Linked DNA regions of Homo sapiens: region 1 is linked to region 2. The links are chromatin contacts, found by Hi-C or POLR2A ChIA-PET in ENCODE. All regions are on one chromosome and are shown on one strand. Each heading gives the region's core, a stretch centred on a gene start or an enhancer-like site at or near the end of the contact. The rest is flanking DNA. Distances are from core to core; before and after follow the strand shown. Region 1 overlaps GTF2IRD1 (GTF2I repeat domain containing 1). Region 2 overlaps GTF2IRD1 (GTF2I repeat domain containing 1).

Region 1 (3,306 bases), core at 519-3,018, 75 kb before region 2:
CTTTATGTTTCCCAGGCTGGTTTCGAACTCCTGGATGCAAGTGACCCTCCTGCCTTGGCCTCCCAAAGTGCTGGGATTACAGGCGTGAGCCACTGTGCCCAGCTAGCAGCATGTAATTTGACATAGTTCCTTAAACTGAGATGAAAGTGGAACGTTTACAGAGGAGACGATGTGGGGATGTCCTAGATAAAACTGGAGCCCACCAAGAGCTTGGCCCCGACCAGTGGGGCTGTACGGGTTCCTCCGCTATGGGGACGTCAGCAGAAGAGCTTACCAGGGCCAGGCCTGAAGGGCCCTGTCCATGCTGCAAAGCCAGGCCTCCCAGGCTGTCCCCGCTCCATCCTGGCCAGTCTCTCTGCCTCACCACCTCCCACTCATGACAGCCCATCCCTCCTTCTCACCTGGTCATGCACTCCAGGGTGGCCCCAGGGGAGGCAGACGTGGCGTGGGCAATTCTTCTCATTTTACAAGTAGGGAAACTGAGGCCCAGGTAGGCAAGCCTGACTTGCTGGAGTCACACAGGAAGTTGGCAGCTCTGCCACATCCCTGGGGTCTGGAGCCCCTGCTCTGGGGAAGGAGAGGTGGGGCGCTGCCTTCCCACAGTCCCCTCAAGCTGGCAGGGACTGCTGTACCCCCAGGGTGAGAGGAGAACTAAAAGGAGCGGAAGCTGGCCTGGGTCCGGGGAGAGCCCTCGTGTTTGCCCAAAAGGGAACTGGAGAAGGGTGGCTGGGCCCATACGCAGGGAGGAGCTGTGGGGAGCTGGTGGCGGGGCAGCAAAGAGAAGTGGATTTGGTGGGTAGAGGGGCCCCTCCTTGGTTTTAGTCCTCCCCACAGCCCCTCCAAAACCGGCAGGGCTCTCTTGTCCCTTTCTCCTCTCCTGCAGCAAGCCCTATAGGAAGCGGCCTCTCTAGTGAGTGGCAGCTCAACCTCTGCTTAAATGCCTCCAGTGACGGGGAGTTCACTACCTTCCAAAGCTTTTAAAAAACGTTAACCACTGCTATTCAAGAACAATTCTAGAATTTTTTTTTGAAAGACAAGGTCTCATTCTGTCTCGCAGGCTAGAGTGCAGTGGTGTGATCACAGCTTACTGCAGCTTTGACTTCCTGGGCTCAAGCGATCCTCCCTCCTCAGCCTCCCGAGTACCTGAGACTACAGATGTGTGCCACAACACTGGCTCAATGTTTTCATTTTTTGTAGAGACAGGGTCTCACTATGTTGCCCAGGCTGGTCTCCTGGCTTCAAGCAATCCTCCTGCCTTGGCCTCCCGAAGTGCTGGGATTACAGGCAATGAGCCACTGTGTCTGGCTTTTTTTTTTTTTTTGAGACAGAGTCTTGCTCTGTCACCCAGGCTGGAGTGCAGTGGTGTGATCTCAGCTCATTGCAACCTCTGCGTCTCAGGTTCAAGCGATTCTCCTGCCTCAAGCTCCCGAGTAGCTGGGATTACAGGCGTCCGCCACCATGCCTGGCTAATTTTTGTATTTTTTGGTGGAGACAGGGTCTCACCATGTTGGCCAGGCTGGTTTCGAACTCCCGACCTCAGGTGATCTACCCGCCTCAGCCTCCCAAAGTCCTGGGATTACAGGCTGAGCCACCGCGCCCGGCCCTGCTGTTGCTTCTGAGGTTTGAAAACCGCTGCCTCAATGCTCCTGACTCAGCTCTTCTTACCCAAAGGTTCCCCCACCTCGTCTACTCTGTTCCTGCACAGTCGCCCTTTCCTCCGATGCCCCGGGCAGGTCTCTCTCTGCCAGCTCCACGCTTCTGAGAGGCCCCCAGCCTGCCTGCCACCCTGCCTGCACTAAATACCACTCAGGTTTCACTATGGGCCCCTGGATGTGTCTCACAAGCCCACAGACCCAGCCTTAGAGACGAGCACCACCATCACCCTTCCGGAACCTTCCGCCCTCTTCACACCCTGCTGCTGCCTCTAGATCCTAACCCCATCCATCGTGGGGCCCAGCTGCCCACTGCCTGGGTTCAGACCTTCTCAACACTCCCTGGCTTCTCTGCCCTAGTTTTGCCTTCTCTAATCCACCCTTGGTGGGTGGAAATATGGTTACCATGGTAACCTGAAGACAGCGCAAATCTGATCGTATCATTACAATGACTGGAAAAACCGCCAGTGCCACAAAATAAAGCTCAAGTTACTAGCTTTGCAGGCTAGGCCCTTTACCATTCCGGCAGCATTTTTGGGGGCTATTCTCCATCCCCCCCTCACTGCACAACCCCACCTGGCCACCCCAGGCTCAGGCCGCAGAACAGCATAGACCAGGGAGTGGCTTTGGCCTCATGCTAACTACCTGATTTTTGTCTGTTTCAGGCTGTTTGCTCAGTTACAAAATGGGAAGGAAGGACAACAGCACCCACCTCACAGGCTAAGCGTCTAAGAGGCTGTGTGTGAAAAGCCCACAGCACAGGGTCTGGCACGCGTGGACGTGCGGGATGGGAGGAGGGGATTTCCCAGCTCCTAATCTCTGCAGGGACTGGCCCCTGGCCTAGGGAACACCAGCTCCTCAGGGAGGGGGAGCTTTCCCTGACCCCCCGATGTGTGGCAGGCAGAGGAGAGTGAGCTACTTCTGGGAGGGGAGTTGGGGGAAAGGGCAAGTTAGTCTTTACTGAGGGTGGCAGTGAGCTGGCATTTTGGTCTCACCTCGGCTGCAGAAACCCACCCTGCTCCCGTCTTATTTCCTGGGGATTTCAGCTGTGTGCAGGCACAGATGCGTCATCCAAGTGCCCCACACGTACCTTGACCTCTTCTCCTCCCTCTGGCCAGTCCTGAACCTCTTGGTGATCCATGGCGGCACCTCTGTGTCCCACATCCTTCTCTGGCCATCTCCTTCCCTCCTTCCAGCCCTCCCTCTAGAAACCTGACCCCAACTGTCCTTCATCCCCATGGGGACATTTAGTCCACTGACTCATCACCCTCCCCTGTCCCTCCCTGAGAGAAGGAGCAGGCAGAGAGGAGCTTGCATGAGCATTCAGCAACCCTCTTCCACCCATCCTGTTTCTTTCTTTTTCTTCTTCTTCTTCTTCTTTTTTGAGACAGAGTCTCGCTCTGTCGCACAGGCTGGAGTGCAGTGGCACAATCTCGGCTCACTGCAAGTTCCGCCTCCCGGGTTCACGCCATTCTCCTGACTCAGCCTCCCAAGTAGCTGGGACTACAGGTGCCCGCCATCACGCCCAGCTAATTTTTTGTATTTTTAGTAGAGACGGGGTTTCACTGTGTTAGCCAGGATGGTCTTGATCTCCTGACCTTGTGATCTGCCCGCCTGGGCCTCCCAAAGTGCTGGGATTATAGGCGTGAGCCAC
Region 2 (3,294 bases), core at 647-3,146:
GGTATATACCCAGAGGTGGAACTGTTGAATTGTATAGTAGTTCTGTTTTTATATTTTATTTTATTTTATTTAGAAAGAGTCTCACTCTGTTGCCCAGGCTGGATTGCAGTGGTGTGATCATAGCTCACTGCAGCCTCAAATTCCTGGGTTCAAGCCATCTTCCCACCTCAGCCTTCCAAGCAGCTGGGACTACAGGTGTGCACCGCCATGCCTGGCTAATTTTAAATTTTTTTGTAGAGATGGGGTCTTGCTATGTTGCCCAGGCTGGCCTTGAACACCTGGCCTCAAACAATCCTCCCACCTCAGCCTCCCAACCTGCTGGGATTATAGGCATAAGCCACCATGCCTGGCCTTAATAGAATTTTTCAAAATGGGGGGAGGGGGGAAGAGAGGAAGTGTTTGGTTGTTCTCATTGTCCACTGTCGAGTGTCGTTCCTAAGACTAGAGAGGACACTCAGTGACCTTTGCTGGAATGGAGTGGAGAGAGGGAGGGGGCACCTAACAAGCACATCTCTGCCCCAGAGGTAAGTGTGAGCACTAGCAAGTCAACACACACATGCATGCACACTCACACACACACCCACACGCACACATACATGCACACCCACACGCACACCCACATACATGCACACCCACACCCACCCACACACATGCACACCCACACATGTACACCCCCCAAACGCACACACCCACACATACATGCACACCCACACACGCACACCCACATGAACACACACACACACACATACGTGCACACCCACATGAACACACATGCACACCCACACTCAAATGCATACACACATGCACACACATTGACACCCACATGCACACACACCCACATATATCACACACATATATGCACACACACATGCACCCACACACACATGCACATACATGCACACCCCCATGCACACCCCCACCCCCACACACATGCACACCCACATACACACGCATACCCACTCACATGCATACACACATATGCAGACACCCACACACGCATGCACACCCACATGCAGACACCCCATACACATACGCACGCATAGCCACTCACATGCATACACACATACACGTACTTGTGCACACAATGCACTCACATATGCATGCACACTCACACATGCATACACACATATGCACACACATGCATGCAAACTCACATGCATGTCCACACATACAGACACATGTGTGCACACATGCACACTCACTCACACACACGCTAGTCCAAGTCCTCCTGGGGCCAGTCCCAGCACAGTCTGAATGCAGTGAAAACCTTCACAGAGAAGGTGGCTGGCCCCAGCCACAGTCGTGCTGGGACACAGAGACGCGCAGGGCATGACCTCACCCTCCAAAGGCTCACTGTCCCATCAGGAGTCACATCACAGATCAAGCTGAACCTGTCTTCCCTCCAGAGCCCCACACTCCAGTCTGCAGGCCCCTGGGTGGGCCTTGCACTCTCGCTCAGGCCTTTGCACCTGCTGTGCCCTTTTTAAGAAATGCCCTTCCCCGCTGCTGGCTCCCTCTTAGCTCTTGTGGGCTCGTCAACACCTCCTGTTGTGCCCCTCGGTTGGGCTCCCTCAGCCCCTCCTTCCCTCCTCCTCCAGGATGTGGAGGTGTCAGAGCCCCCATGCACTGGCTCCTGGAGAACAGGGCTGATTGCTTTCATCTGTGTGTGCCCGGGCCTGCTACACATAACAAGGCCTGGAAAGGCCTCCGAAGAGAGGGGCCGTTGATGCAAGTTTGGAAGAATCATGAGCCATGAAGAAGGTGAATGGTGAGGGATGGGGCAGTCCAGACAGAGGGGACAGCTCAGGCAAAGGCACTAAGGCACAAGGGAGCCCGATGGGGTGTGACGTCCGTGGTGGGGCTGGCAGGAGTGGAGCAGAACGCCGAAGTGCTCTTGGCACAGACTGCAGTCAGATTCTGGGGCTGTCCAGCGGGAAATGCTCTGAGACTGTCCTAGCCTCAGCCCAGAGCCTGGGCCTGGGCTCTGGAGGGCCCTGTCCCGCCCTTCCCAAAGGGGACACGCCCACCTGGAGCCTGCACCCACTCTCCCACCCCAGACACCTGGGTACTCAGACCCCTGGAATCCAGCTGGCAGATAAACCCCCATTCTGGGGCCCCAGGGCCCTCTTCTCTGGTCCATCCTCCTGCAATGGTTTTAAATCTGACAATACATTCTTAGGCCAGGTGTGGTGGCTCATGCCTGTAATCCAGCACTTTGAGAGGCTGAGGCAGAAGGATTGCTTGAGGCCAGGAGTTCAAGACCAGACTGGGTAACATAGTGAGACCCCCCATCTCTACAAAAAAAATTTAAAATTAGCTAGGCATGGTAGTGCATACCTGTAGTCCCAGCTACTGGGGAGGCTGAGGCAAGAGGACCACTTGAGCCCAGGAAGTGGAGGCTACAGTGAACTGTGATCACACCACTGCTCTCCAGCCTGAGTGACAGAGTGAGAACCCTGTCTCTAAAAAATAAATAAATAAGTTTTTTGGTTTTTTGTTTTTTTTAAATAGAAATGGGAGTTTCCCTATATTGCCCAGGCTGGTCTCGAACTCCTGGGCTCAAAGGATCTTCCCACCTCGGCCTCCCAAAGTGAAAAAAATAAATAAATAAGTTCTTAATACTTCTCCCAACAAGTGGTGTCATCTAATTCTCTCCTCTTGAATGTGATTTGAATAAAGACCCACTTTGAACCAACAGAATGTGTGGGCAGCGCCAACACGTGACCTCTGCAGCCAGGTCCCCAAAGGCGCTAGACTTCCCCCAGCCACTCACTCACTCTCAGACCCTTGCCCTGGACTCTGAGCTGACACGTGGGAAGCCCGACTATCCTGAGGCCACCGTGCTGGAGGGGCCGGGGGGCAGCAGAGAAGCCCAAGGGGCCCCAGCTGTTCCTCGGCTCAGGCCCCGGGCCAGCAAGTGAAACATCTTCAAAATGACCTCAAGCCCTGCTAACTTTTTATTTAGAAACGGGATCTTGCTCTGTTGCCCAGGCTGGAGTGCCGTGGTGCGATCGTAGCTCACTGCAGCCTCCAACTCCCACCGGCAACCTTTTGACTGCAATTGTAGGAGAGATTGAGTAAGACCCATCTGGCTGAGCTCAGACAACTCTCACAATGTGAAGAGTAAAAGAAGAAATGACTGTTGTTTGACACTGCTAATGTTGGGCTATTGGTTTATGCAGTCCAAGATAAATAACGGATACACCCTGAGGGCACACCAGGCTGACGCTGCTGTACCCCCCAAGAGGGGGCAGCTGTTTGGGAGAGTGGACACGGCTTGAGTTCAGGAGTTCA

The links. A loop is a pair of places that touch in the nucleus more often than their neighbours do. ChIA-PET counts read pairs that join two places held with the same protein, here RNA polymerase II (POLR2A).
Region 1: a loop to region 2 is called in a map of ovary, with 1.9 times the contacts of the local background. The contact joins two enhancer-like sites. A Hi-C loop is called at or near these places in 4 of 168 maps with a recorded cell type or tissue (heart right ventricle, ovary, tibial artery and 1 more) and 1 of 37 single-sample maps with no recorded cell type. POLR2A ChIA-PET finds 5 or more read pairs at or near these places in 9 of 52 experiments (BJ, Caco-2, H1 and 6 more).

What each region holds. Positions count from the first base shown.
Region 1 is chr7:74,568,378-74,571,683 of GRCh38, reverse strand. All of the region lies in intron 22 of GTF2IRD1 (GTF2I repeat domain containing 1), which reads right to left. Among named protein-coding and RNA genes, the nearest start is that of MIR10525, 26 kb to the left of the region's middle. Within about 2 kb of position 1,768, at least 3 of the 41 ENCODE cell types and tissues checked have a DNase peak (open chromatin) inside an H3K27ac peak, as active enhancers do.
Region 2 is chr7:74,493,938-74,497,231 of GRCh38, reverse strand. The region is part of intron 1 of GTF2IRD1 (GTF2I repeat domain containing 1); the gene reads right to left. Among named protein-coding and RNA genes, the nearest start is that of WBSCR23, 37 kb to the left of the region's middle. RefSeq lists an enhancer at 1,519-2,117. Within about 2 kb of position 1,896, at least 3 of the 41 ENCODE cell types and tissues checked have a DNase peak (open chromatin) inside an H3K27ac peak, as active enhancers do.